Regions from separate parts of the Mus musculus genome. Here regions 1 and 3 are each linked to region 2. The links are chromatin loops, found by intact Hi-C in ENCODE. Cell type or tissue: heart. All regions are shown on one strand. Each heading gives the region's core, and the rest is flanking DNA. Links, peaks and the distances in the headings are about the cores only.

Evidence for each region. Peaks named below come from ENCODE experiments on the same cell type or tissue, not always from the same donor. Only the 100,000 strongest peaks of a DNase experiment are listed, where the experiment ranks them.
Region 1: a loop joins it to region 2, with 1.8 times the contacts of the local background. A loop is called at or near these places in 2 of 42 quality-filtered maps.
Region 3: it touches region 2 in a loop (2.8-fold over the local background); 2 of 42 quality-filtered maps call a loop at or near these places.

What each region holds. Positions count from the first base shown.
Region 1 is chr13:60,423,398-60,434,421 of GRCm38, reverse strand. Gm35333 (a long non-coding RNA gene) reads left to right here. Exons shown (of 4, transcript XR_873552.2): 2 at 7,694-7,864; 3 at 10,376-10,446. Among named protein-coding and RNA genes, the nearest start is that of Gm35333, 5.8 kb to the left of the region's middle. In heart, for the core only: a CTCF peak has its summit at 5,096 (motif pointing left); a DNase peak (open chromatin) is centred at 6,451; H3K27ac peaks cover 1,524 bases.
Region 2 is chr13:60,289,954-60,300,977 of GRCm38, reverse strand. No RefSeq gene overlaps it. Among named protein-coding and RNA genes, the nearest start is that of Gm5084, 90 kb to the right of the region's middle. In heart, for the core only: a CTCF peak has its summit at 4,704 (motif pointing left); a DNase peak (open chromatin) is centred at 2,207; H3K27ac peaks cover 256 bases.
Region 3 is chr13:60,411,184-60,422,207 of GRCm38, reverse strand. No RefSeq gene overlaps it. Among named protein-coding and RNA genes, the nearest start is that of Gm35333, 18 kb to the left of the region's middle. In heart, for the core only: no CTCF peak of the experiment used is centred there; DNase peaks (open chromatin) are centred at 4,577 and 4,957; H3K27ac peaks cover 809 bases.

The DNA of each region.
Region 1 (11,024 bases), core at 1,522-9,521, 130 kb before region 2:
CTGTCCCCTGGGGAGAGCTACAACGAGCTAAGTCCTTGCATTAGAAAGGACTCCTCTTCCAGGCTACACAGCAGATTTTTTTTTCCCCCAGAAGACCAGAATGGATTAATTCAGACATTCACTGTGTCTTATGCAGCATAGGCCTTGACCTTCTCTCTACAGCGGTGAGGTGAGATGTTCCTAGTTCCAAGTTTGATACCTCACATTCTGGTCCTCAGACATGAGAACTCTGTAAATGTTCTTCCATCTGCTTGTTCACTTTGGACCACTGTTCTCCTTGGTCATTCTTGATCATCTGGATTCAGAACAACTTTAGTCTGACTCCTTGTTTTATAGACAATGACCCACAAGCCCAGTGAGGCACTGCTCTCCCAATCAGGGACTGCCCCAGACTCTTGGCTAGTTTTTTGGCACTCCATGCCTCTCCCTGACCCCTATATTTGGCTCTTCCATTTGAGTGAGCCCCTGCATACTGGTCCCTAACCACTTTCATCTCTGAGTTTATAGAGACTCCAAATACCTGCAGAAAATGATTAATGATCCATTTTATTTCCTGGCATCTCTTAATGCAAAAAGTCTTGGATAGCAACCAATTTAATTTAGACTTTAGAAACTGCCATTTTGTTTCAACCTGGCTTATGTTAATGATATTTTTTAAATGCCTGAAGCTATGAAGCATAAATAAGACCCTCAAATAACATTTTTCCTTTTATAGAGTTGCACAGAATGCAATGTAAAGTTGAAATACACACACACATACACACATATATACAAACATACACATTATATGTATATATATGCATATATATATTCTCTTACAGTTTTGGAAAAAATATATAATATTTCTCTTTTTTCCTTAATTTACTTAAATTTTGAAAACTGATGGCATTTCTTATTAAATTTATAATAAATATTTTTTTATAATTGGATTGTGTTACCTACATTTTATCCTAGAGTTTCCTGGAGTTGAAAATTACCTCTAAAAAGAAATGCTGTGACTAAACTTAGGCTGTGCAGGTTAAAACAAAAAGCTCGTAGGGGATTCTCTGACTGCCAGCTCTCTTTATTTTTATATTTTAAAGATTTATTTTATTATATGTGTATGAGTGTTTTACCTTGCACTCATTTATATGCACCATGTATGTGCATGCTGTACCTTCAGGTGCCAGAAGAGGGTGTCAGATCCTCAAGAACTGTGGCCACAGGTTGCCAAGGTGTGTGGGCACTGGGAACTTAACTTGGGTCCTCTGTAAGAGTGTCAGATGCTCTTAACAGTTGAGCCATCTCCCCCTGCTCTTAATTGTGGCAATCTCTCTTTGGCTCCCTCCAGCTCTTTTTTATAGAATTCATTTCTGAGAGAAAACAGCCATGTTTCAGTTGTGCAGGTGACAAGAGACTGAAAAATTAGGAAGAGATTTTATCTGGGTAGAAAGAATCTATTACAGAACTTTTGATGCAGACTTCCTGTCTCCCCTTTCTCTTCTGCACCATGCAGATGTTTTATGAACTCTATTTGCAGAGATGAAATTGATGTCCAGAAAAACGAACTAAATTCATTTTTGTCTTAGTCAGGGTTTCTATTCCTGCACAAACATCATGACCAAGAAGCAAGTTGGGGAAGAAAAGGTTTATTCAGCTTACACTTCCATACTGCTGCTCATCACCAAAGGAAGTCAGAACTGGAACTCAAGCAGGTCAGGAAGTAGGAGCTGATGCAGAGGCCATGGAAGGATGTTACTTACTGGCTTGTTTCCCCTGGCTTGCTCATCTTGCTTTCTTATAGAACCACCAGCCCAGAGATGACACCACCCACAATGGGCTGGGCCCGCCCCCATTGATCACTAATTGACAAAATGCCTTACAGCTGGATCTCGTGGAGGCATTTCCTCAGGAGAGGCTCCTTTCTCTGTGGTAACTCCAGCTTGTGTCAAGTTGACACACAAAACCAGCCAGTACACCCAGTTAAAATAGAGTAAGTCCTTGTGGCTGTTAAGAGGTAGGAGGACATCCCACCTGGTGTGTCACTTGGATGAGAAGGTAGAGCGCAATGCAGGGAGCCTACCCTGGAACACTGGAATTCACGTCTCAATGTCCACTGTGAGCTTTCGCTTTCCTTTTGTGCGATCAGAAGAGGTCAAAGTGGCACAGGTCAGACCTTTCTCAGCATTGTCACAGAGATTCCCAAGCTGAGAGGCACAAGCCTGGTTCTGTCGTGGTGACTATGGGAAGCTGACATGCTAATAGACTGATTCTAGTGTATGAGTTTCCATTGGCTGCTGTAACAACCAAGATACCTTAACATATCAAAACTTTATTCTCTTACAGTTTTGGAAAACAGAAGTTCAGAGTCAGGGTGTTGTGGGAGGACATCGGTCCTTCCTGAAGGAGCCAGACGTGAACACTCTTCTTGCTTATAGCACTGAGTCACTTCCCACTGTGATTTGTAGCTCCTGCACACACAACGTTCAGCATCCCTGTTCCTATTACCATCTCACTTCTTGTCTTTGTCAAATTTCTCTTTGCTTCCCTCTTTTAAGGATCCCCATGGCTGCAATTTAGGTCCACTAAAATTATTCAGGAAAGACTCCCTGAATATAATCTTAGACACAGACATGTTTTCAAATAACTCACTTTTATATTATGGAAGGTCTCAGGCCATTATTGACCTTACCATTCTAACCCTGAGTTTGTCATGATGTGTCATACGCATATGGGGGTAAAGGGGAAAGCCCGCAGGCAGGGGGCCAGCAGATGAGTGTCTGCTTGCTCACCAGATCTGGGATGAAACGTTATAATCAGACTCTACAGAACAAACGGCTGAAGCGGTGCTTGAGCAACACCAAGTCCCACGGTGACCACAGCACCATGATTGCTGCTGAATTTGTTTATGAGAGGATCGAAAGCAGCCATGTTTGCGAGCTATGGTGGTTTTCACATCCAGGAAGCTATGTAGAAACAGCTGAGGAGAAATGCATTCCCCCAGAGTGTAAACTGACTTTAAGTTCAAACAGACCGCAAGGCATGAACAGTGAAAAAAAAAATCTTCCCAGGGTCAGGACTATGAAATGGTTTTCAAAACGTTCATCATTTGGCCACTTGGGGTCAAAGGAGGATGTCACTGTGATTTTTCTGGCTGATTTTACCCCTGCATTTGTGCTGCTAAGGACACACAAGGAAATGAGAGTATACAGCTGTAATCACTGGACCTTGTGCTGGAGAAGGGTCCTCCTCCTGACTTCATGCACAAGCCATGGGGGAGAGCAGTGGAGATGTCTCATTAGCTCCAAGTTGACAATCCACTTGAGGTTAAAGACCACAGCAGCACACCCTTCAGAAGGCATTCTTGGTCAGACTGGGTCTGCTTTTCTCCTGTGCTCATCAGAGAGGATTCCGGGTGCCCTCTTCACTGTCCTGGAACCCGTGAGAAGTGGCAGTGTCCTGTTGGACATCCAAGCTGTCCATCCCCTGCCTGGTGCTCTCTGTTCAATGACCAGCAGTGACCATGGTGGACCCTGAGGGGCTATGTACTGTGACAGCCTGTTTTGACTAAATCCATGGATGAAGTGTGTCTTCTTTATGTCAAAAACAATCAGCCTAGGGACTCCATTCCAGGACAGAGTATGTAGCAAAACTCATGTGATTCCATGGCATTGAATGGCAGTCTTAGACAAGATTAGTTTCAAGGATATGCTGACTTTTGGACCTTCTATCTCGCCTTAGGGAGAGTGTGTAAATTCTGCTCTATACCTGTCCTTTCTGGACTTGCTTTCCCAAGCACGTGACATTCTGGTCTCCTGTGTAGAGCAGTGTTGTCTTCGTACCTTTACATTGGTCTTGGGATTGATTTGATTACTGTGCCTAGAATAGCAGTAATCAGCTTTATTTGATGATAATTCACTGATTAAATTCATTGAAGCCTTTCAAATATTTAGAAAGTGTTGTAGACCCAACTCAGATGAAATAATCCCTTCTGCTCTCTGTCGTGTGTGGACACTTATTCCTCAATCCAACTGTGTCCAGAGGTGGGACCTTTAGGGAAATATGGAGATCAAGTGTCTGGCCTCAGAAATGGGTCAACGCTGTTTGTGGGAGTGGGTTTGTTGCAAAGCAACTTCAGTCTTCTCCATGGTGGGAAGGCTTGCACCATGTGATTCCCATTGTCAAGGAAAGAAGGAAAAGGACCGCCTCGCCAGATGTGGCTCGTGACCTCTGCCCAGCCTCCAGAGCTGTGAGCCAGACAAACTTGCAACTTTAGGGTTACTCAGCCTGTGGTGGTCTGCCATGACAGAGCATCCTGACAAGGACACCCTCCCCCCTATCCCCCCTTCCAAGCTCTTTGCATGGAGATTAAATTTTATGCTCACCATAGTTAGAGCTTGAGAAGTGCTCATCTGAGGGAACCTTCAAACGGGGGTCCTAATTGTCCTTGCAGTCAAGGTTCTTGCACAGATGCAAGTCTGGGTTAGCAGAATAGCTTTGCAGCAAGTGAGCAGACTTGGTTGCCCATTTCATGGACGAGATCAGGCATGGTCAGCTGCTGCTCAGCGTCTGAGAATGCGCTGCATCTCACAGTTCTAAAGGGTCCAGAGGGAAAATGCCATATGACAGAAGCAAATGCAATCCTTGTAAAGGAAGTATTTCAGAAAGAACCTAAGAGCTGGGAGACAGGAGGTCTCTGAGTCTGACTTCTGCACACAACATGGCCACTGCACTCTTGAATTCAAAGTGGCTCTGTCACCTACACAAGACTGAGCCTGTCAACCTTCCAGTATGAGTGGTAGAGGGACTCATGGCGGCCCACCTCTAGCTGAGGAGTTATTGCTGGAGAGAGGAAGCCATATCTCTTCATTGGTTAAGTTGTTCATGTCCCAGCCAAAAACCCCATATGCAAGTCCATGCAAGCAGCGCTAATGAAATTCAATAGGCTATTCTTAAAGGGTGCAACAAAGATGGCCCATCAGTTAAGAGCACTGGCTGCTCTTCCAGAGGATCATGCTTGACAGCCAGCACTCACATGATGTGCATAGCCCAGTGCCCCACATGATAGTTCACAATTGTCTGTAACTCCAGTTCTAAGGCATCCAGCGCCCTCTTCTGGCCTCCACAGACACTGAGTGAATATGGCGCCTAGTTGTACATTCAGGCACAACATCCATACACATACAATAGATTTTTTAAAAAAAGTTTTTAAAAAGAGAATGAATGTAGGAGGAAAACTTCTTGGTAAGAAGAAAGGGGACAGGAGGCAGAATAAGAGAAGTAGGTATGAATATGATCAAAATTCATTATATACATGTATGAAATTGTCTAAGAATTAATACAATTATTTAATAAAAATGAATGGGTCTCCAACCTTTAACATTTTTATATAATTATCTCAAAAAGGTACTAGAACTGAAGACAGTGGTGTAAAGAGTAAGGCAGCCTCAGAAGCAATGAAGAAAGGAAAGGAGGGAGGGAGGGTGGGAAAGAGAGAGGAAGAGGGAAAGAGGGAAGGCAGGAAAGAAGGAGGGAGAGGTGGAGAGAGGGAGGGAGGTAGAGAAGGAGGGGGGAGAAAGAGAGGGAAGGCAGGAGAGAGGGAGGAAGAGGAGGGAAGGAGGGAGAAAGGGAAGGAAGACAGGAGAGAGGGAGGGAGAGAGGGAGGGAAGAAGGGAGGAAGTTAGGGAAGACAGGAGAGAGGGAGGGAAGGCAGGAGGGGAGGAGAGAGTAAGGGAGGGAGGGAGAAAGGGCAGGAAGGAGAGAGAAAAGGAGGGAAGGAAAGAAGGAGAGAGGGAAGGAGGAAGGGAGAGAGAGTGGTAAGGAGAGAGGGAGGAGATACTTAGATGTCAGTATGAACAGCATTGGCAATCTGTGTCAAAGACAGGGAAGCTTAATGGTCTACTATCTGCTCTTAAAATACTCTATTGACCTACTCTGGTAGCCGCCCCCCACCCCCCAATTATCTTAGCACTCTATTTGTGCTGTACATATTAAGCAGCCTGTTCCTAACCTGGTTCTGACTTCTGAGAGGTTAGGGGTGTAGAGCCCAGGCTACGGAAGTCCATGAGGCTCCCACATCCACTTGGATCATACCATTGTTCCTGTCTTGGCCCTAGGGGACACCTGGCCTTGTTTGTTCCGGAGAACCAGTGGCCACTTTTGACTCACATGCACTGACCTGCTGAAGCATGACAAGTTGAAACATGAGTTGTGGTCAGTCATTAGTTTTCTTCAACTGGTGCATGAAAACCTACGATTTGCGCAACCAAACACCACCAGCAGCAAACAAGCTGGGTGCTGGCAGTCATTGCTGGAAGACTTCACTCCTACTAAGATCTAACCCTGGATCTGACATGGGAATTGCCTCATTCCTCCATTTATCCTGAGAGCAAAACAAAAGGTGGCATTTCTTTCAGCTGCTGTCCCTAAACCACCAGGGCTCGAGAGAGCCCCTGATAGGCTTGTCTGATGGCCTTTCCTCCCTGTCTGTACAAATTAACCCTTAGGTTTTTGTTTCCTTTGGCTTTAGAGGTGCCTCGGGCTGCTGCCTGCATTCTTCTGCGGTGGACTCACCCCTCAGTGATTCCCCCGAGGCTTACTAACCACGGCCACGTCCTGTTTTATGGGGCTTGAGTTGCGAAGCTCCGTGCTGCTTTTGTTTCTGCTTGCATGGAATAATTCGCTTTTCCCTTTCAGCAGCCTTGATGGTCAGCATCTTACACTTGGTCCGCAAACACAGAAAAGCGACCTCACTCCTTAGCTGCCAGAGACGCCTGAAGTCTCAAATCTTCAGGACCTGCTTGAGTCTGTACCTGCCAGCTGTGCCTCATACTATGCCTGGCTCACAGAGCCTTTGCTTTCCCAGATTCGGGCAGTCCTGCCTATCTGTGTTCAGGTGCATCTTCCCTCACGGCCGCTGTATTTCCATTTTACGTAATTTCCAACATCTGCCTTTCCTGTTCTAAGATGTTTTGCACGTGTTTTTTTTTTTTTTTTTTTTTTTTTTTTTTTCCTTTCCTGCAGGGCCACTTAGGATTCTGAAAGTATGGGCACATGCTGTTAGCATTTTTGTCTAAGCTCCACCCCACAGTTACCTGGCAACAGCCAGGTAAGCCTGACTCACTATAAAAGGGGCTGCTTGCCTGCTCCACTCTCCCTTGCTTGCCTTCTTGCTTCTGCTCTGTCCTCTCCTCCCTTCCCCCTCTCCTGGCATTCCGTTCCCCAGGCCCTTCCACGAGCTCATGGCCGAACTCTACTTCTCTACTCCTCCCTCCCCGTACCCTGAAGAAACTCTGTTCTATACTATACCGTACTATACCATTGCATTTGTCTAGTCTCTCAGGGGGACGGGATGCCTCAGCATGAACCCGCTGAGGTACCCCTCCCCCCTCCCCCGTGCGCCCCCCCCCCCCGCACCTGACTACCCATCCACCAAACATAGTCCTCTCCTCTTTTTCTTTTTATAAAACACAATATTTGGTGTCGTGACTCGGATCTTTCTCTCACCCCCTGTTCAAAAAAAGATGTGTTCACAGCATGGCTTGGTCCAAGAGAGCAGAAAGGATACCCCAATATCCTATCGGCCATTTAGACTTAAACCCCAGTCTTCACACCATGCTCTCTTAACTGTGGCATGTGGTTTTCTCAGATTTGAACTCTGATTGTAGAAGCCATTTAACAGTTTGACTTTTAGGTATGTGTTCTTGCCCTTCAGGTTCAGGGCCTGTGTCAGTAAGCCTGGGCCCGGGGTGCCAAGCATTTGTGGACTCTCGAATCAAGGTTTGGGAATGGGAACCAGGTGTGCCCGACTCTGCCAGGTGGCTGTGGTGGCCTTCCTGGGATCAACTCAACTCAGCCAAGGCTCTTGGGTGGCACGGGAGAGCAGGTAAGGCAAGAAATTCAAAAGAAGTGTGGAGGCGTTTGGGTCACCTAATCCTTTGTGTGCTCCCCAGGGCTTGAGAAAATGTGTGCCACGAAAAAGCAAGGTCTCGACTTATTGTTTAAAGTCTGCTTTTCATTTCCTCTCTGGCAAGAGCTTTATTGAGATGTAATCACCACACTATGCAATTTACCCATTCAACATGTATAATCGGGTAGGCGGTTCACCTGTGAGTGATGTGCCTGCTGTATATACAATCTGCAAGGTACTAACTAAGCCTGTGTTTCCTCAAAACAGTAATAAAAAGCGCACAGCTCAGTGCTTTCACGCGGGTGCAGTCTATCCAGCAGATAGTGACCATATTTGCATCCTTCTCTGTCCTCTTAAGAAGGATTCTAACCATCCGCTCACACTCTTCTCCGTCCCTTGCGTGGCGTATTCTCTCATCCAATCGTCTATTTCCTCCTCATTTCTAGAGGCCTCAGCCCCTCCCAGGCAGGATAATGCCTGTCCCCACAGATGCCGGGTTTCCACGGCTTGAGGCTGTTGTGGTTTGACTATGAAATGCTGCCCGTAGGTGTAAGTCCCGCATGTTCAGTCCTCAGCGTGTCGCTCCATTTTGAGAGGTTCTGGAAAGTTCCAGAGATGGGGTAGAAAGTGTGTGCTCTCCTAGATTACAGCTGACTCCCAGTCTGTTCCTTGCTCTCTGCTTCCTTCCTCCTGTCCCACACGCTCCTGATTCCATGGTGTTCTGACCAAGCTCATGGTTTCCTGGGCAAACCCCTGGAAACGGTGAGGAAAACAAGCTCCTCCCACTGCCTGTAGTGATGGGTGCAAAGGCAGTGCAGCGTTAGGAACAGGAAGTAAAGCAGGTGTGGGCCGAGGAAGGGAAGGGACTGGATCACTAACCAGATGTGGCTGTTTCTCTCTACCTTAATCTACTGTCTCCCAATGGACTGCTCTCACAGTCCCCATGAGTCCGCAGAGGTGAAGGGCAAGAGCTTTTGGCCCCAGGAGGTTGGGATTTTGAGTTCTAACCCATGTGATCTTGTGAAGTGACATGCCTTCTCTGAACCCATGAAGGATGAGGGCAGGGCATTGCTGGTCCTTACAGCTCTGCTGCCGAGGACGCTGTGGAGCCTCTGTCTCCAGCAGCGCCCGCCCGCGTCTCTAGCTGCCTGCCACACAGACAGCTTTTCTCCCTCTCCTGCTCACCACACCCTGCACGCACTCTCTTAAGAGGATGGAATTTCCTAACGCCTGGGGTCTCAGACCCATGTGGCATAAGGAAGGGCAGAGTGGAAGGCTGTGCTTCGGGTGTGCAATGAACCAGGGCTAAATTAGTGTGAAAGCCTTGTCTGCGAGTTTACAAACACACAATTACAGCTCGCACAGTTATCTAAATCCACTTTCTTGCCTTATAATTTTATGGTTAGAAGCATTACAGTTGTTTTTAGATTTTTCATTATAACTACAGTAGCCACAGACGGAACCCAATAGTGTTTGTTTATTTGTGTAACAAATTACACCCCTCAGATAGCTTCACTGTGTAATTTGCATTGGGTATATATTCTAAAAAAATAAAATAAAATAAAAAGAGAGTATACATTGGTCTGAGGGTCTCCTTTCTAAATTCTATTGTCTTTTCCAAATCACCACTTAACAGTATAATTTAAGAAATAAACTGTATATACAGGGTATGAACTGTTGTGAGAACTATTTATAGAGAGGTATACACACAATAGGACAGGCAGCTCAGCCAACGTTTCAGTTCCCCACACAACACAGTCCTGTACGCTTGGGGAAGTCAGTTGACTTGACTTTCATTATCATCATTATTATAATTATCATCTATTATTATTAATTTGTTTACCCACAGAGTGAACTCTGTCATTTTATTCTCTTTGTCACCCAGACAGGGTCATCTAGGAACAGGGAACCTCAATAGGGAAAATGTCTTCATCAGACTGGCCTGTAGACAAGTCTTTGTGTGTTTTGCTAATTCCTGATTGACGTGGGAAGGCCCAGCCCACGGTGGGCGGAGCCACTCTTGCTCTTGCGCAGGTGGCTCCAGGTTATATAGAAAGCGGTCTGGAAAAGCCACGGTGCTCAAACATAGCCTTGTTCCTCCAGGGTTTTGCTTCAGGTCCTTCCTGGGCTGTGGTTGGTATGTGTTAGCCAACCAAACCTTTCCTTTACAAGATGCTTTTGGTCAGTGTTTTATGATAAACAGCAAGCTAGGGCAGATGTCAGTCACTTCCAGATGTTACTAGAGGAGGAACCTGGAGTCAGAAACTCCAGGGTCAATGAAATTCCTTAGTTTGATGTATCCATAAGGCATTTTAAAATGTTTGTCTTCTGACTAGCTCATTTCATTTAATATCTTTAAGATCCATTCACATTTTATCATGATTTCTTTCACCTTTGAAGCTGAGTACTATTCCATTGTATGTGTGTGCTGCGTTTTAAAATACACTTATCCGCCGCTGATGGATATTGGTGGCTTCTCTCTTTTAGGTGTTATAAATCGTGCTTCTGTGAAGAAGGCTGTGCAGTATCATTTGAGGATACATTTGCAGTTCCTTTAGGTAAATATTCAGAGAAGGATTACTATGTCATGTATGCAAATGTACAAATTAACATTTATTTATTTATTTATTGGTCATTTTATTTATTTTCACTTCACATGTTATTCTCCTTCCTGGTTTCCCCGCAGCAAACACTATCCCTTCCCTTCTTCCCCTGTCTCTATGAGGGTGCTCATCCACCCACTCACCCACTCTTGCCTCCCTGCTTTGGCATCCCCCTATGTTGGGGCACCGAGCTTCCACAGGACTAAGGGCCCCCCTCCCATTGATGTTACAAGGCCATCCTCTGCTACATATGCAACTGGAGCCATGGGTCCCTCCATGTGTACTCTTTGGTTGGTGGTTTACTAAAGAGTACAAATTAACACTTTAATTGCTTGAGGAAGGGCCACACTATTTTCAGTGGTGACTGAATGTTTTACACTCCTCCTGGTTTCACCACATCCCCACCAGCTATGAGCTCTTCGTCATCCTAATGACCCATGCGTATATTTCACGAGGAATATTTACCCTTCTGGTCGTTTGTGGCATGAACATCTTTTTACGTTGTTCATTAGTGCAGACAGTGGAATGCACTC
Region 2 (11,024 bases), core at 1,079-9,078:
ACTGTGTTGTTCTCGCATCCCTCAGAGCAATAGGAAACACTATACATATTGTGCAGCGGGCCTTTGTATGTGTACAATGTAATGGACTGTGAGAGTGTCTTACCCTCTAGGTGTGTGCATGTACACTTCGCAATGCTCACGGGATGGTGAGGGCACCTAATAGCAGTTTTCAGAATGTGTCCCTGTCCTTAAGTCACGTTTGATCAAATAAGAAGAAGAAGGAAGGTAGAGGGAGGGGAGGGGAGCGGAGGGGAGAGGAGGGCAAGGCGGGGGGGGGGGGTGCGTCGGAACACAGTCTTCATGCAACCAAACACAGTAGTGAGGAGACTCCAGTCAGGTCACAGTGGGCAGAGAAGACTTTGTTTAGAGATAGGACAGGAGGCAAAGAACTCACAGAGCATGATGCAGTGGCCCCCAAAGAGCTCAGGGTCACTGAACCTGGCTGAGACTTGTCAATGGGCCTTTCTTGTACATGCTCAGTATGTCAAGACTCACTCAGATGCAGGGATAGAGCCGAGAAGAAAACAGAAATCATAGCCCATCAGTTCACATGCAGCTTACACATCCCTAGGTGGGCAGACAGACAGACAGACTGACTGACAATTATCTCATAATAGGAAACTGCACAAATGCCAGGTGACATGACAGTTATCTTCAAAGAACCGGAGGTCCTATCAGGTGTGGTGGCTCACACTGTGGATCCCAGCACTGGAAAATCAAAGGCAGGAGGGTCAAGGCCAACTTGGGCTCCCTGGCAAGAAGAGAGGACATATTTTAGGCTGAAAACGAATATCTACATTTTTGCTCGACTTTGCACTACTTCCTATTTTAGAAAAGTGGGAAGAAACTCTGGAACCACTTTGCAGAGACCTTTGGTTGGTATTAAACTGCATATCCACAGGGAAAACACGTTTTCCAACCTGATGTCTAATGTCTGTGTGACAATGTAGCTTAGCCGCCCCCCCTCCCCCAACAGTGTTAACAATGTCAGTTTCAAAAGTGTGTGGGAATCAGGGGCATTAAATTTAAATACCTGGATATGGGCATACCTAGCATGGATAAATGCATATTTCTCCTTAATATGACATGAAAGGTCAATATGTAAAATGACTGACCTAACGAGCTTTGCTCCAGGGTAGGGAGAAGGACAGGAATACAGCAAAGACCTCGGGGCTTTCGTTTTCTATGGTGCTGAGACACGGTAATTGTTTGATGATCAATCTGCAAGCTTTCTCCCCACAAACCTCTCTCAGCTTAAAGTCAAATGGAAAGCTAGGTGTGGTGGCACTTGTCTGTCATCCCAGAGTGTGTGGAGGCTGAGGCAGGAAGACTGCTGAGAGTTCAAGTTTAGGATACATAACAAATGTGAGAGCAGCCTAGCTCTCAAACAAAAAAAGGGTTAGGGTTAGGGTTAGGGCTAGATCCTTTCTCAGACAAAAGAAAACAATTAAAAATTAGACTCAAGTATTTCTGGGTTTACAGGGATGTCTGTCTACCTCTTAGTGTATGTGTTGAGAGGACTTGAGAACTGTACCATCAAAGTCAGGTCTACGGCACTCTCCTGAGACCAGGGTGAGATTGGGGTTAGCAATCCTGCATTTTAATTGTCTCTGTTGTAAGCAAGGATGGTCTATCTGCATTGGTCTGGCTCCAAGTGCTCTCTATCAATCACAATGCCTGGCTCATCCCCAGTCTCCTCGAGGTCGTGTTGAATTTCTACACACAAGAGGCACGCAGAGCAAATCTGAAGAGAAAGAGCCCTCTGTGTCTGGATCTGGAAATTCTCCCTCATTTTAAACTTAATGAGAGGCCAGAGCCCCAGGGCTCACAATTCGCTGTGGCTTGAGAGGTTTTATTCTGCTCCTAAAAGCAATAAGATGCTATCTCTAATTTCAACAAATTAGTCATATTTCTGTATCGAAGGGGACACTGATTTTAAAATGTGATGTTCCTCAGGTCTCCCAGGACAAATGCTACTTCTGGGAAGGGCACTTATCAAGTGGGAGGCTCCCATGAACCCTGGGCCCACAAGACTCTCCACTGGAAGCAACTGTTCCCTGGGAAGGAGCCAAAAGGCCCAACTCTCGAAATGTGGAAAAGGGGAGGAAGGGGGAGGGACATGGGACTATGGTGCCTCTCAGAGGACACATAGCCACATGAATGTCAGAGCATTGATGTGACAGAGGATGCTCTTCCCTCTTCCAGGGCAGCTCTTACCCTCAAGGGGCTAGGCCTCTACAGGAGATCTCTGCAATCTCAGGAAGTAATGACATGTAAGTGCACTGTGGGTCATGGACACACTTCAACACTTGGCAAGCTGTGCACGCATGGATATTTCCCAAGATGTGGAGGTCACATTTTGCTTCTCATTTTTTCTAAGTTTTCTTTTGTAATGGGAGAACACTGTTTCTGAGGATCCCTAGATCCTGAGCAGACTGGGCTCACAGAACTGAAGAGATAAGATCCCAGTGTGGGAGGAACTGGGGCAATGGCGTTGCGTTGGATGCTTTGACAGTACTAGACATGACTCTAGAACAGTGATTCTCAACCTGTGGGTCACTACCCCTTTGGGGGTCAAATGACCCTTCACAGGGTGGCCTAAGACCATCAGAAAACAGAGAAATTTACATTATGACTCATGACAGCCGCAAAATTACAGTTATGAAGTAGCAACAAAAATAATGTTATGGTTGGGGTCACCACAATATGAGTAAGTGTATTAAAGGGTCACAGCATCGGAAAGGTTGGGAACCACTGATCTAGAGCGTAGCAGCCATGCTCTTTCAGCTATTCATTTTGCATAAGTGCTTGGGCCAGAAACACAGCTCCAAGCTGTGGTCCACAGTGGGGTGAGGATGTCTTTACAAGCTATCTATTGAAACCCTGACCCTAGACTCTTCAACAGAAATGACGATTAGGATGAGTCATAAGCAGGCCAAGTCTGAGTTGGCCAGGAGGGATCTGAACACAGAATTAAGCACGAGAGAGAGAGAGAGAGAGGCAAAGAGAGACAGAGAGACAGAGACAGAGACAGAGACAGAGACAGAGAGAGGAGCTTAGAGGAAGAAGACAGCAAGGTGTGGGTGGTGCACACTCTACTTCTCAAAGGAGAGTCATACTTTATTTGTATTGATCAATTGGCAAACGTCTCAGATACACAAAATAAACCGCAACTGTAGCACAGTGCCTGAAATCGACAATACCATGTTGGCCATGGGAAATTTTGCTAAGGCAGTAGCTCTCATGTAAAGTATTATGTGCCAAAAGGCAACAATAATACAACGAGATAGAGAGGGAGGGAAGGTTCCCACATTTGCAGGCTCAATGCATACATGGTGGTGATGTTTCAACAGGTGTACTTATTTCAAAGCTTATAAAGTTGCATACATTAAATACAAACAAGTTTTTGCATGTCAACTCTGTCTCCACAAAATGCTTAAGAGGACAAGTGGGAATGAACTTTGTTGACCAATACTGAAGTACACTTTTGTTAAGCTGTGTCTTAGAGCACACTCATTTAGAACCAGGACGGATAGTTACAAAAGTAAACGCAGAAGGGTAAGTTCCCACGGATCGAAACGGCAGAGAATACCAGTCCCTGCAAGGCTTGTCCTGAGTCCCCGTGTCTGAGTTACAGGAATCCAGGGGCAAGCTGCCGGAGAATGGACACGGGTCACCTGATAGCCTTCCCCTTTTTTCTCCCTGTGCATTTTTTGATAATTTCCCAGGACTCCTCATCAAAGCCCCCAGTGAGCAAGCATTTCTCATGAACTCTTTCATTTCTGCACATCAAACAGCAGAGACAGACACAGAGATGAAGGAAGAAGCAGACAGAAGTGATAGCAGGAAGGAGCGGGCGTCTGATGGCTCTTTTCAGCAATGACAATGGGGCAGATTCTAGCATGGCTCCCTCCCCCTACTCCATGGTACAAGGCAGCAAGTTGAAAGCATGGTGACAGATATTTTGGTAAGTCACCACCATTTCTGTACCACAGTGTCATCAAAGAAATAATAGCGATGGTTGATAAGAGCTCCCGCCGTAATGGCACCCCGCATATCCAAGGGGCCTATTTCTGAGCTGCTATTGTAATCTGTCCCCATTTAATGACACAGGTGTCTGCATCCAAAGGCACCTGTGTTTAGAAACATAGGGTTTATTATGGGAACAGAACACCGAGCCCCTCCTAACCATTCTTCCATCACGAACAATGGGCGCACACACAGCTGCAGAGCCGTTCAGCCCCAGCACCAACCTCCCCGATGGCAGATGCATTCTTGGACTTCAAAATTCAAAACCCACAGGAGCAAATTATAGGCTTAAGGGATTTATTTTTTATTACAGGAGGAATGCGTGCACAGCGATGCTTTCCCACCGATGATGGGCCAACAATGGTCTTCATTTAAAACACAAATATCTCATTTAATAGAGGGGATAAAGAAAGGGCAGGGCATAGGGTGTCCAGGTAATTCTCAAAGGAGTTGGGGAAGTGCAGCGGGTATTTCTCAAGGGTCTGGTTACAAAGCAAGAATAAATTCCCCTTTATTTCCCAAGCATACAGTTCAAGAGTTAAGCAAATATTTTTTTGGCAACTAATTTGTAGCAGGCGTTGAGGTCGCTCTTGAGGATTCCCACCCCCCTCCACCCCGGTCTGATGAGGAAGAAAAACTGCTTCCTCACTATCTGAATGTCTCCCTCTGCTGTCCTCGGTGCAGGGTGGTGCTGGGGTGCTGCTTTGTGTAGCTGAGAAGTGCAGCTGGTTTAGGTGGGATGACTTGCAGCAGGAAACTAGGTGTAGAGTGTAGTGAGAGACAGGCTGCCTGTTCCAGAGGACTTGGGTTCATATCTGTACTTCCTCATCGAAGCAGCAGCATGGACTGGGTACCTACAGGGTAAAGAGCCTGCCTGTGTGCAGAGGCATCAGTCTGCACAGAAGAAAAATAAGAGACCTTAGGTACAAGCAGGGCAAAGCAAACAGCAGGGTGTTATGAGGAGGTGGATAGGAGGCTAACAACTTGGGGAGTGTCTAGAAGACCTCCCTCCCCAGTTTTTATTAGTTCTTTGAGAATTTTGTAGTGTATTTTAATCATATTGATATCTACTCCCAGATCCTCCCATATCTACCACATTCCTTAAGCACCCAACTTTATGTCTTTTTTTTTTTTTAAGCAAGTGCAGTGTTCTGCCCATATGCACTTGGGTGTGGGGCACCCAACAGAGCCCATGCTTGCCAGGGGTTACAATCCTTCACACAAACCAGCCCCACCCCCTCTAAGAAGCTATCAGTTGTCAAGAGCTCCTTAGGTAGCCCGTGAGTCTCAGCTTGATTTCTCATTGATCTTTGACAGCAGAGTCTTCAGTAATCAGATCTTACTGTCAAGTTCTTGAGGGTAACCAAGAGGATTGGCAATGGCTCAGTGTTTGGAGGCAGGCTTGTGGGATTTCATTGGCCAACAACCCCAACAGAGGTGATCCATTCCTGGCACTGGACTTCTTAAAAAAATAACATTTAAAAACAAACCACAGAGAAGGCAGACTTCAGAGGTTCTCAGCTAGAAGCATTCTAAGGGAGGAGATTAAGGATAGGGGGTGACAAGAGAGAGCCTTTGTCCTGGTCATGACGCGGGAAGTAAGTGTGGTAGGTTCACGAAATGATGCTGGAGAGATGGCAAGTTCTTTCAGGGCTCAGGAGATTTGGCATGAAATCTTTATTTTGATTTACTCATTTTTCTCTAAAACCTTGGTGTTTCTTAAAAAGAATAATTGGGCTCGCCCTGACATAGTATTTCATGGATCTTGGTTTGACTTGGTAATTTGTATTTTCCAGGATCCCACTTGATTTATATGTTGCCTGCCTACTGACTTAAAAAAAGAAAAAGAAAAAAAACCTTGATTGGAGCCAGCAAGATGGCTCAACAGTTCAGGGCATGTGCCGCCAAGCCTGGTTGACTGGATTTGATCTCCAGAGGCTGCAGGATAGAAAGAGAGAGCTGGCTCCTCTGAGTTGTCCTCTGACTTTCCACACATGAGCCGAGGCATACCTGTGCTCCCTCACTGCAAAATAAATAAATAAATAAATAAATGTAATAAAAGATGCAATAACTTTACTGGTCTGGGGAGATGGCTCATTTGGTAAAGTGTCAGATGGGTAACCATAGGGACCTGAATTCAGATCCCTAGAACCCACAAAAAATCAAGAGGAGCAGCTTGCTTCTTGAACACCCACACTGTGAATGGAAAGTGCAGATAGGCAAGTTTTTAAAGCTCACTGGTTGTCCAGCCTAGCTGAATTGATGACCTTCAGGTTCAGTGTCTCAAAAATAAAGAGGGAAGTGATGGAGACAAGACACTTAGTGTCAACCTCCAGTCTCCATACCTATATGTACTCATAGGCATCTACACGCACACATGCATGCACGCACACACATGCATGGGCACACACACACACACATGCATTCACACACAGCAATGAGCACATAATACCACAGCCCCTCCTCACTCATACACAAACAGACACCTTAAAGTTTTGAAATTTAAAGTGTTGTTCCACTTGCACCAAGAAACAAAAAAACGTTAACAGTAGAGGGAAGGAGCTGGAGGTGTGGCTCGGTGGGTGGAGTGCTTACCTAGCATGCATAAAGCCCTGGGTTTGATCTCCAGTCCTGCACAGCTCAGGTGTGGTCCTGCATGACTGTATTCCTAGCACTTGGGAGGTAGAAAATGGAGGGACTAGCAATTCAAGGTCATCCTTGGCTACTTAGCAAGTTCTAGACCAGCTTGGAATGCACATGACCCTGTCTCAAGAAGAAGTATATTAAAATAATTTACCCTTGTCTTTCTAAGAGCAGCAGCCCCTTTCTTCTGCTCTTGGAAACCAGGACTCCAGGCTGTCTAACCTTTGGACTCCAGAGTTTATACCAATATCTCATCTTCCCAGGTTCTCAGGCCTGGAGCTTGGGTATGAGCACTGCACCACTGATTTCATTAGTTCTGACGTCTTCAGACTTGGACCGAGCCGTGTCAGCTCTCTGTGGTCTCTAGCTTTTGGGTAGCATGAATAAAGAGGAATAAAGATGAAGATGTATCATCTCTGCATAACCAAGGATTCCAAAAATGTGGTCTTTGTGCTTCTTAATGGAAACAAGTTGGTTTCCCAGGTCTCCCCTCTCTTTACATTTGGCTCTGTGTTTTAAATATTTATTTTTATTTTTAATATTATATATACATACATACACACACACATATATGTGTATATATATATATATGTGTGTGTGCATCTATTTGGGGTATAAGCATATAAGTACAGTTGCCCACAAAGTCTGGAAAAAGATGGCATATTCTCTAGAACTGTAGCTACAGGTTGTTGTAAGCCACCCAACATGGGTGCTGGGAGTCAAACTTGGTTTGTCTGCAAGAGCAGAACACGTTCTTTTTTTTTTTTTTTCCATTTTTATTAGGTATTTAGCTCATTTACATTTCCAATGCTATACCAAAAGTCCCCCATATCCACCCACCCCCACTCCCCTGCCCACCCACTCCCCCTTTTTGGCCCTGGTGTTCCCCTGTACTGGGGCATATAAAGTTTGCAAGTCCAATGGGCCTCTCTTTCCAGTGATGGCCGACTAGGCCATCTTTTGATATATATGCAGCTAGAGTCAAGAGCTCCAGGGTACTGGTTAGTTCATAATGTTGTTCCACCTATAGGGTTGCAGATCCCTTTAGCTCCTTGGCTACTTTCTCTAGCTCCTCCATTGGGAGCCCTATGATCCATCCATTAGCTGACTGTGAGCATCCACTTCTGTGTTTGCTAGGCCCCGGCATAGTCTCACAAGAGACAGCTACATCTGGGTCCTTTCAATAAAATCTTGCTAGTGTATGCAATGGTGTCAGCGTTTGGATGCTGATTATGGGGTGGATCCCTGGATATGGCAGTCTCTACATGGTCCATCCTTTCATCTCAGCTCCAAACTTTGTCTCTGTAACTCCTTCCATGGGTGTTTTGTTCCCAAATCTAAGGAGGGGCATAGTGTCCACACTTCAGTCTTCATTCTTATTGAGTTTCATGTGTTTAGCAAATTATATCTTATATCTTGGGTATCCTAGGTTTGGGGCTAATATCCACTTATCAGTGAGTAGATATTGTGTGAGTTTCTTTGTGAATGTGTTACCTCACTCAGGATGATGCCCTCCAGGTCCATCCATTTGGCTAGGAATTTCATAAATTCATTCTTTTTAATAGCTGAGTAGTACTCCATTGTGTAGATGTACCACATTTTCTGTGTCCATTCCTCTGTTGAGGGGCATCTGGGTTCTTTCCAGCTTCTGGCTATTATAAATAAGGCTGCTATGAACATAGTGGAGCATGTGTCCTTCTTACCAGTTGGGGCATCTTCTGGATATATGCCCAGGAGAGGTATTGCTGGATCCTCCGGTAGTACTATGTCCAATTTTCTGAGGAACCGCCAGACTGATTTCCAGAGTGGTTGTACAAGCCTGCACTCCCACCAACAATGGAGGAGTGTTCCTCTTTCTCCACATCCATGCCAGCATCTGCTGTCAGAACACGTTCTTAACCACTGAGTTCTCTCTCTAGCCAAAGGATTTATGTTCTATATTGATGTTATAAGTCATGTGACTCATTGGTCTTTCTCTCCTATGCTCTTCTGGGAGGCCGCTATTGCCCTGGTGAAAATCTCTTAATGTTACAAATTGTCACTGCTCAAAGAGCAAGAGGGAAAGCCATTGTCCAGAAGTCAAGAGCCAAATCTGCATGGAGTTTGTTTTCATTGGATCCCCTTGTTAGTTGGCCAAGGCTGACTCTAAGACTAAAGTCTTCCCCTGCCTCTTCTCTTTCCCAGGCAGACCCTTGTGTGTGTATAATGCTACTCCAAGCTCTATTTCCACCAAGGAGCAACCTCCGGAGTAAAGCAGCCACAGACTCAGCAGCTTCAATGTATCTGTATCTATGCTTTAGAATTTACCTCGGCTCTTTATAGGAAATGCATTCGGATAAATGAAAACAAGAAGACACTGGCTGAAGTAAAATCAAACTTGGGTGAAAGCAAATGTTCCAGAAGGATGATGTTCGTGTGATGGGAACTGTGTACCTGAGAGTGATAAGCTGACTGTGTGGCGGCTCTCCTTGCTATCATCACCTTCCAAGTCCTTATTTGCAAATATGTTGACGACTTTTACAGAACACAGGATTTGACCTTAGTTCGCTTGAACATCAAATTCTGTGCAGAAAAACCCTGACTTTAGTGTGTCTGTTGCAACAGAGAGAAATACAAATGAAATGGTGGGTCAGCAAATAGTCAGCAAAGGAAGGGGGAGAGGTGAGAGTATTCAAGAAGGAACAAAATGTTATCCTAGAGACAAGAGGCCCTTGGCACTGAAAATGAAATTTTCTGCTTGAAATCCTCCTCTCCCACTGCGGAATCTGAGCGCTGCCTAACATGTCTGAGTGGAGCCTAAGTTGGAAAGCAAAGAGAAAGAAAATTTCCACTCTGAGTTCCCACCCTTCAAACTTATTTCCATTTCTTCATTTGGCACAGCCAGGATTGGATCTCAGTCTTGAGTCCATATCCATCTGTGGGGGTCATTTTGGCCAAAATAAGACGATTAACAAATTCTTCCAAGATACTTTATATTGCACTTTATGTGGCAATAGCATCCACATTTCGGAAAATTTTATTAAGAATCCAGTAAAATAAAGATTCACACCTCACAGCCACATTGACCACATTGATTTACACTGATAAACATTTCTATTCCCTCATTGACACCATCTGACCATTTCAACTCACCACAGCTCACTTGGAAGGTAAAATGGAACTGTCATCTTGATGGAAAGTCCTGCCCGTGAGGCCCTAGCATAACACGTCCAAGAGAAGAATGTGTCTTGCTTACCCATGTCTTTCTGTATGACCTGTGGAGCTTTGTGGTGTAGATGGGCAGAAGCCACTGACTAGTATGAAAGAGGCCATTAATATAACCACCGTAGTCACCCAGGGGCACAATACTGTCCTGTGAGTCACCACAGTCAGCATGAGTGTCGATTGACATAGCCACTTCATTTTGATATCTGGAGTTTGAGAGCTGGACAGTAAATAAGTGTGCCTCTCTAGCCAGACAGATGGCCACAAGCTGTCCTGCAGCTCAAATGGTAACATACATGTTTCTATTGAAATTAGTGTGCTGGGACTGGAGAGATGGCTTCATGAGCACCCATACTTACTGTTTGCCATAAACATGAGGACCCAAGTCTAGATTCCCAGCACCAACACAAAATCCAGGCACGGCTGGCCTGGCCTGTAACCCCAAGGCTACAGAATAGACAAAGGCAGTTTCTTAAAGCTCTCTGGCCAGCCAAGCTAGACAAACTAGTGAAGCGATGTTGACTTCTGGCTCCCAACTCATACACGCATTGCTAAGATGGCTTATAGGTATGGTCAGGTCTCCAAAGACTGTGAGAGATCTGGCTGCAAACTTCAGTCTGCTACAGGTGAACATTTTACTTTGAAGGAATCCTTGATTTCCAAAGGCAAATGAAGAATTTGAGCCAGATCATGGCTAACGTCCTTGAAAACTCATGTTCAAGTGATACGCCCATTGTAAAGAGAATCTCTTCTCTAAAAATTGAGGCTTAAAGCAGTAGAGGTTGGTGCCTGATCAACAGAATATAGGACACTTATATTTACAGTAGAGTGGTGGATGGCCTTGGCAGGAACAGACCCATGTGGCCCTGACGCACATCGGCTCTATCAGATTTGTTGAATACGGACGCAAGGAGGAGGTGGTCTCCGAGAAAGACGTCACAGGCGTCTTGACCTACAGCTTCAGACAGCATGAAAACTGAACTTACCTCTGGGCTTCCCTCTCTGACAAGCAAGCACAGCATAGCCTCTCCCTTGAGTAAAGACTTGAAAATCCTGGGCAGAGCTGACCATGGAAATATAATACAGAAAATCTCATTTTGATAAATGATTAATTTAATCCATGGAAGACAGAAGGAATTTGGAAGTTT
Region 3 (11,024 bases), core at 1,054-9,053, 120 kb before region 2:
TTAAACAAATGTAATATAAAATAAAAATTTCTCCATTTATCCTTTTATTGTTCTTCTCTTCCCCCCTTCTTTCCTTCTTCCCTTTATCTCTCCCTTCTTACCTCTTTTCCTTTCTCCCTTTTCCCCCTTCCTTTTCCCCTTCTTCCTTTCCTTTCCTCATATTTTCTCCTTCTTTCTCTTTCTCCTTGCCTGTTCCCCGCCCCCTCTGTTTTAGTTAGGGTTTTACTGCTGTGAACAGACACCATGACCAAGACAGCTCTTATAAGGGCAACATTTAATTGGGGCTGAACATTTACAGGTTCAGAAGTTCAGTCTATTATCAAGGTGGGAGCATAGTAGCATCCAGGCAGGCATGATGTAAGAAGAGCTGAGAGTTCTACATCTTCATCTGAAGACTGCTAGTGGAAGACTGACTTCCAGGTGGCTAGGATGAGGGTCTTAAAGCCCATGCCCACAGTGATACACCCACTCCAACAAGGCAACACCTACTTCAACAAGTCCATACTTACTCCAACAAGGCCACTCCTACTCCAACAGGGCCACACCTCCTAATAGTGCCACTCCCTGGGCTAAGCATATACAAACCATCACACACTCTCTTCTTCATTCTACAAAAGTTCTGGGCTCCTGCTTTCACTCTTGCAGTGATATGGAAGTGAATGAAGCAGCTACTGGCCCGGTTCCCAGGACTATTATACTATGATGCTTTATTCTGGACTGTGCTGGAACGGGAGTTTTATGCTAAAACTGGAAAAGTCCCAGCAAAGTGAGATAACACAGTCACTTCTAGGTCAGAGATACTGAGTGTGAATGGGTTTTCAAAAACAAAATGAACCAAGTGACTCAGAAACTGTCAATCATTTTGGAGATACTCAGGGTGGGAGCTCTGACCGTTTACAGAGGACTCTGCAGAGGTCAGGTTTACAGGGGCAAACAGGAGGCATGGTTAGAGTGGAGTTGCCAATTTCAGAAGCTCTTGGATCTTTCAGAGGGGACAGATCTGTGGGAGAAACAGAAGAGTAACCATGCTGACCCCAGTGAGCACAGTGGAGTATCAGAGCAGGGAAGGAGCTAAGAGGCTCTGAGGAACTTGCATGAATTAGGACATCAGCAGCTTCACCTCTGGTCACCCAGTGTATAGAGCAAGATCCCTAGAATGCAGGCTCAAGGAGGGGAGTGTCTGAAGTCACACAGCTCACAGATGGTGAGCCAGGAGCCACCCCTTGGGAGGGTACAGAACTCATACTTGTCACCTGCACTGGGCTGAGGTGACCTGGAGTCAGAAAGCACTGAGGACCTTCTGTGGTTTTTGCAAACTTGCAGCTTGGGGGTGGGCATACAGTTGTGGGGTGGCTTAGGGATTGTCACTGTGTGTAATCAGACCACTTCATTGAAAAAAAAAAGAACATTTTTGTTTCCTCTTCCTTCCTATCCTGGGTCTCATCCAGGAACAGGGTTCTGACCCCCAAAGCCACAAAGAGCAGAGATAATGTGCACAGCAGGTCAGTGTTGTCAAGGAGGCTTGTGGCGAGGAGGGTCAGGCATGGTCGCTGGCTGGGTGTGCATTGTACACTGCGCTTAGCAATATGCTGCTAAGAAAAGAAGGGCCGGCCTCCTTCTTTCAGTCTCTTGTTTGTCCGAGATCTTCCTTCTTGCCAAGTGGGGACAAGAAAGACGCACACATGCTGAGCCAGTGTGGAGAGAGGCAGAGGGCACAGGCTGCCCTTTCCTTTCTCTCTCTGTTCTCATGTTTGTGGGTCACATCCGGTGCCAGCATGGCCCTCTGAAGGCTAGGCTTGCTCTGCTGTCCTCCCCAGATGTAAGGAATGAGGGGGACCTTTCCCTTAGGGGAAACGTGTCATTTAATACTGAGGGCCATACATAAGAAATAAATGTAATATGAAAGACATAAAATTGAAAGTTTTGTTCAGGAGTTTTCAGTTCTTATATAAGAGAGCTACTGTATCGCGTAGATTCCAAATCAACGAATCCTAAAATACAGTTTTCAGAATTGTCTTTTTGTCCCCCCTTTGTCACCACAGGTTTCTTCAGCAACAAGAACTGAGGTCAGAGAGGTGGCTTAGCAATACTTCCGGCTTTTAAAGAGGATCTGAGTTCCAGTTTCTAGTACCCAGGTCAGGTAGCTAACCATTACCCATAACTCCATCTCTGGAGTCCATCACCTCTGGCCTCTGCAGGCATCTGCACACTTAATTTAAAATAGTAGAAATATATCTGAAAGAAAATATATGAGGATCAGTGGGTGAGGAAGATGGGCAAGATGGCTGGGGCAGAGTGCTCGCTTTGCAAACCTGGGGAACTGAGTTAGGATTCTCAACACCAATGTTAAAAAGTGGGGGGGGGCGCGGGGAGTAGCATACGCCTTTGATCCTGCAGTGAAGAGAGGGAGATGAGACTGCTGGGGTTTGCTGTCGAGCCAAATCAGAGAGCTCCGGATTCACTGGACAAGGTAAAGTATGATAGATAAAGACACCTGTGTCTGGCTGGTATTTGTGCGCATGCACACATGCACCTGCCTGCACATGCGCACAGATGCACAATGGTAGCATCAGGAGAAACTTTTGGAAATGACTCCTTTTAGAACTTTACATCCTTGTTTGCTTCCTTTTCCCCCCCATAAACCTAGTCAATACAAACCCATTTGTTGCACCCATGGCCCGAATAGTTTATGTAAATAATTAGAATTCCACTGTTCCTGAAGACAGACTGTGAGATAAGAGAAAAGGAAAACTATGGCATTTATTGGAAGCCTGGGGCTAGGAGGTCACCCCTCTCTGGCTTTAAGGATTCAGCTTCATCTTCTTTCCTTCTGAGACACTTGTGCCTTCCTCAGTTGGCCCTGGGGTGTCTCTGTGTGGCTGTGCCAAGTGCTGAGCAGAGCTGATCTTATCAACTGTGTGTCCTCAAGCAGGCTGCTTGGCCTTTCTGAGTTGGAGTCTTCTTACTTTTTAAAACAGGACGTGATGTCAGCCTCACAGAATTCTAGACTCATCTCAAGTACACACAGGCTGGATCTACACCAATCTGCCCACAACAGGCGTTTGCTGTGTTTTAATTATGTCTTTAAACCTCGAATACTGGTTCACAATCAGACATAATGAATACGGGGGACACACTGTGTTCAGAGCTTATTGAGACTTGGGGTGGTGTGATAGACCATGTGCCCTCTCCTCTGCTTCCATACACACCATGCTGCTGTGTAAGCCATCAGCCACTGTCTAGGGTTGCCCCATGTCAACAGCCACACCCACTTCCTGGGCAAAACTGAGGCAGGTCTACATGTCATCTCGAAGCACACAGGAGAGAAGAAATGGCTAGTTCCCAGCATAGGCCGCTATGGGTATCACTTCTAGTGTGTGTCCCTTCAACGGGGGTTCATATCCTCACATTGCTTGTGGCTCAGAGGGTAAAGAGATGGGTGGTATGTGGGGGAACACTTGGCAACTCTAAGGGTAATATCAGTGACAGCAGTGGTAGAGTTTCTTTTATTCCCTAGTGCTCAGAGTCCGGCTGTCCCGTATTGTATTTTTGGAGTGTTCCCTTGAAATGTTTTTGCTTAAATATGGTAAATGTCTTTTTTTGTTTTGTTTTTGTTTTTGTTTTTTGTTTTTTGGTTTTTTTTTTTTTTTGAGACAGGGTTTCTCTGAATAGTCCTGGTTGTCCTGGAACTCACTTTGTAGACCAGACTGGCCTCGAACTCGGAAATCTGCCTGTCTCTGCCTCCCAGGTGCTGGAATTAAAGGCATGCACCACCACCACTGCCCGGCGGTAAATGTTCTTCTATGTTTTTCAGTTTTCGATCTTCCAGTGTATAAGCTTCCAAGTACATACAGACATAAAGACACAAACACATACACTACACAGCAGTGCGTGCACACACACAAGCACATGCACATATACCACAGACCATATATATACACACACCACGCTCATACAAAAGTGTATATAACAGATATAACTCCCACCATCTTTAGGGCCTTGTTCCCCTTGGCTATCTGGTGGAGGGGTGCAGGTTGACCATATTTCTAGAGCTATGACATGTCCCTGTTGCATTGGGTGGACAAGGTGTGAATCCAGCTCCCCGCCACCCCAACTTTATATGAAGGAACAGTTTGTTAACATCTTAAGCTTGGTGGGTCTTAAGGTTCCCATGATAGCAACGCCACCTGGCTGTTGTGACACAGAAGATCCTAGGGACATTTCAGAAATGAGCCAGCCCGGCTGTGATTACAACAGAATGGTATTTGGGGGGAAAAAATGTCACCTTTGTCCGAGCAAGAGCCTGTGAGCTCCTCTGTCCGTGGGTGTATGGTTTGTCAACCTTAGCCATAGTCAGAAGGAAGAGGATGACGGTGGTATCTGAGCCCTGTGGCAGGTGACCAGGCCAGTGTTTCAGAGAAGCTGAACTTTAGGTGTCCTGACCTTGGGGCCTGACTGCCCCACTGCAGCTCTGTAGGCCAGGCTGTGCGGCTCCAGCCAGGGAGCCCTGGAGGCTGTGGTGCTGATTGGTTCCAGGGCTGGAGGGATGGAAATTTACAAGAGAGCGGAAAGATTGCTCTCTGCCAAGGTCTGATTCAGAGCTCAGGGATTAAGCCTCTGGCTCGGGGATTAAGCTGGAATTTCACATCCACAGATCCCACTCGCACCAGGCTCTGGCTGAGCCGGGTTCCTGTGTCTCAGAGGTTTCCGCGCTCCATAGGCACAGGGGTCAAAAAAGAAACTCCAGGGCCCCGTTTTCTGCTTTTGGGCTCATTTTCTTATATTTTGTATCTCGTATATTCATATCTGAATCTGAGATGAGAGAATAATTTGGAAACAGCGAAGGAACACGAAGGAATCTACTCCCAAGGCCAAGAGAACGGCTGAGCGCTAGGCTTCAGTAGGGGTGCAGGGCAGAGAGAGTCCAACACTCACATTTCAGCCCCCAGTTTTGTTCTGCTGGCTCTGGCCAGCTGCATCCCAAGGCTTGGAAAATGACCCCTGCTTTCCTAAGAGCCATGTCCTTGCTCCATCCACCCGGGCCACAGACAGTGTCCATTTCACAGGGAACTTGTAGTTTACCAGTTTTCATTCTGGAACCTCCTGTGGGCGTCAGTGCTCTCAAAATGGGGGAGACAACTCTTAGTTTTCTGGCTGTTTTGGTTTTCACGTAGAAGGCTTGGGACCCAGACAGTGAGCTGTGCACACCAGATCCTAGCATCCAAAGCAAGAAGAAAGGCTTAGAGACCTCTTCTCTGCTAGGCTTCCGTTCTAACCTGCTTTAGTCCTGGGAGTACTGGTGATCTGGGGCACCTTGTAGTTACCAGTTCTTGATTAAACACCATGTGACAGATGAAATATTTTGTTTTTCTTTGATACTGAGATAGAAAGAGTTTTAACCTCATTTTGTTTATCCAACCTTATTGAATCATATGAAATCAACGTTGGTATACTTACATTGCGAGCCTCTGCTTTTACTCTGCAGAGAATCAGTTATGTTACAGAAATAAGTGACTCCAAAGTTTAATGGTTCAGAAACACAAGGTTTTAGAGCTGTAGAGATGGCTCAGCAGTTAAGAGCACTGGCTGCCCTTCCAGAGAACCACAGCTCTGTTCTCAGAACCCACGTGGTAACTCACAACTGTATTTAACTCCAGCTTCAGGGTATTTGGCCCCCATAGGCGCTGCACACATATGGCACATAGACCTGCAGCAAGCAAAATACAGATACACATAAAATAATTTTTTTAATTCAAAAAGAAACTATTTTATGTCTCTCAGAACACATGCTGAACTTTATGTGAGATGTTTCTGTCATTATCCCCATGAAGGCAGGACTGTGGTGTAGAGAGCTGTCTTCTCTGAGGGGGTGGGAAAAAATTGGCCAAATGTGTCCAGGCACCTGTTTTTGTCAATAAAGTTTTATTGACAGGCATGCATGATGACTCATGACTTTGTCTACAAGAGCAGAATTAGGCGGCTGGAACAGACTGTGCAGCCCACAGCATTGGTGATTTTTTTCCCTCTCTGCTCTTTATACAGCATCTTAGTTGACATGTGGCTGTCCAAAACTTGGATAGCAGAGTGACTACAGAGTGGTTCTTAGAACTGCTGCTCAGAAGAGACTCTTGGCTTCAGCTCACATTCTCTGTATTAAAGCAAGACATATGGCCACTCTTGATGTCTGCAAAAGCATGCTTTGAATTATGGATGCTCTTATGCATTCTTTGCTGCAACAGTAGAAGCAGACACTACTTCACTGAAACTGGAAAGATTTACATAAAGACAGGTAACAGTGTAATGAATGGTAAAGGTAAAGGCCAAGGCTCTGAAGGGTGGGTACATGTTCCCACTGCCCCAGTGGCCTCTGTGACCGTGAACCACTGTCCATCTGTCTGTGTGTCTCTCTGAAGTCATTATAGGTAGTTATAGTTGAACTTTGGCCTGTGTATCATTCTCCTGTGATTTAAAGTGCTGTGTGGGTTCTAATGACTGACCACTTGTAAGCCATGTGGCCATGTTCTGCTGCTTGGAGGCTGGGAAAATGATCAAGAACTCTTCAACTTTGGTAGTGGCATGGGGCTCAGCTCCCTTAAAGACTTATATATTAGAGATCCATTTCACATAAACCCTGCTGGGCCCTGCTGGCAAGCTGAGAAAGTTGGTATCATCCTTTCATTGAGCCGGGACAAAACAAACACAAACTCCAAGCCAAAACCACAAAAACAAAGGGACTGCAGAGATGGTGGAGTGGTTAAGGACACATATTGCTTTTCCTGAGAACCCAAGTTTGATTCCCAGCACCCAGGTCAGGTGGCTTCCAACTGCCTGTAACCCCAGCTCCAGAGAGATCTGACACATTAATGTGTATCCACGCCTCTCTTCAACTACCACATACACATAATTAAAATAATAAAAGTAATTTTTAAAAATGAAAAATATAGCAATCAGGGACTTCTTTGGCCTTTTTCTATGATGTCCAAGTGTGTTACTAGGAAGCTGAAGGGTGGCCAGCCACATTGATTAGCTTGGCTTTGAGTTAAGTTTCTTAACTCAGTCTTTAAAGGTTGCCTTCAGCAAACCACCTGGAGGGATTTGGAAAGGGAGAGAGGAGTAATGGTGGAGTTCAATGGTAAGGGTTTGCCTATCATGGTGAGGCTCTAGGTTCTAACCCCAGCATTACAAAACCAGAAAGAAAACATGGATGGGTCTCCTTGGTTCACTTAGCAGCTCAAATGAGCTTCATTTCCTGGGCTCTGACCATCACAGGAGGGAAGGAGATGGTACGGAGACATGTTGTATTGTTTCTGTCAGAGATCTGTGTCACTGAGGTTGTAGTGTGTCAATGTGTCTACAGCCTTATAGGAATTGCATATAAAGAGTTGAGCACAAAAGAATGTGAACTCTGCCTCAGATGAGGTCAGGGGCCATTCTAAGTCTTCAACACAGAACTCCCCAGTTTGTATCAAAGTGAAGTTGTATCAAAGTATCAGTCTACAGATTTGAAAGAGAGTATCTGTTGTGATTTGTTGTTCAACTTAGAACTGGCATTCCATTTCCAAGCTGTAACCTTTAAAATGGACTTTGTTAACCTCTCTGTCTGGAGACTAACACAATGTGCTGAAGGAAGACAGGATACTGGATTCCTTGGAGCTGAAATTACAGATGGTTGCCAGTTACTATGTAAGTCCTGGGAACTGAACCCAGATCCAGTGGGGTTTTTTTTTTTGTGCATATATTTTTTATTTTATTAGATATTTTCTTTATTTACATTTCAAATGTTATCCCGAAAGTTCCCTATACCCTTCCCCCGCTCTGCTCCTCTACCCACCCACTCCCACTTCTTGGCCCTGGTGTTCCCCTGTATGGGGGCATATAAAGTTTGCATATATTTTTCTATTAGATATTTTCTTCATTTACATGTCAAGATTCACTGTTTTTAACACCTGAGCCATATCTCTAGCCCCTTATCCCAAGTTTTAAGCTTTATTTTGATGCTCTTCCTCTTCCTCTTCTTATTCTTTTTCTTCACTTCTTTGGGTGATTGTGAAGTCTCAGAACATGAATCTACCTGGAAAGTTCTAAACTCTTGACTTGTCGGAGCTTCTTGAAGATGAGAGAGACTTTCTAAACACTCAGCTGCAGAGCTGGTATGGTTAGAATTTGGAGTCACAAGTCAGATCTGTCCTGGTGTGTCAGAAGTCAGTCTGTCCTAGTGTGTGGTGTGTGTGTGTGTGTGTGTGTGTGTGTGTGTGTGTGTGTGTGTGATTGTGCCTGTGTGTGTACATCCCGATGGTTGCTTCAGATCTGATGGTTGGCCAAGGACTTCCTCAGAGTGTGGAAAATTTACCAATACCTTGTTACACCCTCATTGGGATGTATCTGATGGAAACAGTGTTTGAAGTAGTCCCACATCTCCACTCATAATGTCAAATGTGTTTAGGCACTGACTAAAATGAAAATAGTATTCCTGGAGTTGGCACAATGTGAGATGATGCCACCCTGCCTGGACCACATAGGATTCGTTATATGATTGACAGGGGCTGGAAGCTGAAGGCAAGGTTCAAGCTCATGTGATAACAAGGACTCTCTAGCACATCTTCAGCTCTATAATGTGATGGGAAGGGGAGGGCTAAGCAAAGGCAGACTAGACAAGTGTCCAGGTTCTCAGGTAGGAATACACCAGTCAGCAGGCAAGCAAGGCTGAGTGACTAGCAGGGTCAGAGCTCTCGCCCTTCAGTCTTTTTTAGTAGCTCCATGTGTCCCAGAAGCTTTGATGGAGGGCCTGTCCCATCTCCTAGTTGAGAGTAGGTAGGCTCTGAAGTTAGCAATCTGGGTTTTACTGGAACCGGGACTCCAGTCCTTGAATCCCATCTCTACACCACCTGCCCTCAAGGCATCTTAGGCCCAAGACTTGCTTTTCTATAGCTTCACTGCAACATATAACCTGGTGTCTTCTAGGTCCTTGTCATCTTCTCTGGCCTTCTGCACAAAATCAAGCCACCTGAGAGGTATAGATTAAACTCAGCTATCAGAAGGAATAAAATCCACTTGCTGAAACATTCATTCTCTGAGTTCATGGCAGTAATTGTCTGTAACAGCCAAGACATGGACCAGTTTAAGTGTGCATCAGCTGCTCAAGGAAAAATGGAACATGCCTTCCTGGAATACCCAGCCTCAAAGGAAGGGAATCCTGCCATTTGTTACTGCACATTTGAGCCTCAGAGGCTTAGTGAACTGAGACAGATATGACTTGAGTGAGATTATCCACTATGAGCTCCGATGTTCGAGCACGTGGTCTTCAGTTGGTGGCATTGTGTAGGAAGGTTTAGAAAGTATGGCCTTTGTGATGGTTTATGTGTGCTCAACCCAGGGAGTAGCACTATTATTAGAAGGAGGCCATGTTGGAGTAGGTGAGACCATGTTGGAGTGGGTGAGGCCATTTTAGAGTGGGTGTAGCCTTGATGGAGTAGGTGTGTCACTGTGGGCTTTAAGACCCTCATCCTAGCTGCCTGGAAGTCAGTATTCTGCTAGCAGCCTTCAGATGAAGATATAGAACTCTCAGCTCCTCCTGCACCATGCCTGCCTGGATGCTGCCATGCTCCTGCCTTGATGATAATGGACTGACCCTCTGACCTGTAAGCCAGCCGAATTAAATGTTGTCCTTTATAAGAGCTGCCTTGGTCATGGTGTCTGTTCACACCAGTAAAACCCTAACTCAGTCAGCCTTGCTAGAAGAAGTATGTCACTGGAAGCAGGTTTGGAGAGTTTAAAGACTCATGGTGTTCTAGTCTGCTTTTCTGTTTGCTTGCTGTTCAAGACATGAGCCTCAGCTTTCTGTTTCCGCTGCTATGAGTGCCATTTGTTTCCCACTCTCCCCGCTGTGACACACTCTTATCCCTCTGCAACCATAAGCCAAACTCTCCTTCTATCAGCTGCCTTGGTCATGGTGACAACATAACTAATACATAACTAATACATAGCCATGGGCAGATACTGCCTTGGGTGACTCTTGTGAATTTATCTAAAGATATCAAGCCCAGAGAAACAAACAGAAGCAAGGTGGTTACTTCAGGCTAGGTTGCAGATGGGCGTGGTGTGTGGTTAAAGGATACAATGTTTCCATTAGGAATAAGTTCCAAGAGTCTACTGTACCACACAGTGACAATTGCTGATAATAATTTGTAATATACATGGAAATTGGTGCATAGATTTAAAATGTACTCATCGTAAATATATAGCACAATGATATGTTAGTTGTCTTGATTTAATCATACCACAATGTATATAGATAGGCCAAAACATCACATTGCATACTATGAATATATTATTCATACTCATTCAGAAAAAAATAATGGACCTGTCTGTGAGCTCATGTGACTGGATGTCCACACCAGACCCATGCCCTAACCTACTTTCTTGTCTTTGAAGATATCTCCACTAGAGATGAGGCTGGAGGTGGTGGGGGTTACCAAGGGCTGCCCTGGAACTGGTAACTCTACCTGAAGCCTCTTGTGAAATTCTTAAGAGATGTGATGCCACCCTGCCTGGACCACATAGGATTCGTTATATGATTGACAGGGGCAGGGGACATCTGGGTCAGACCTTTGATCACAAATGCAAAGATCATTCCTCCTCAGTCTTGCGTCTGCTGCTGTTTCTAGGCCTGGTCTCAAAGTCCAACAAGCTTGTGTTTTGTAAGATTGCTTTTTCATGACTGAGTCTTTGAGAAGGAAGGGCCAAAAAGGTAACGAACTCCAGTCTGTCTTCGGTGAGCTGCACCTGCCTAAAGCATTTCCACACTCCCACTCTAATGGCGACTTACCTTTCTTAATGACCATGGAAGATTGTAGTTTCTCTTTGTTGTAACTGGAATGCTAAAGCTGAACAGCCCTGATATGAAGATCTGAAATCAATATACTCCAGTCCCCTAAAACGTCCTGAGGACCCACACAGCCTTCCAAGATCGGTATAGGTTGGGACATTTTGCACTTTTGATACTTTGGGTTAGGTGTGTTCAACTG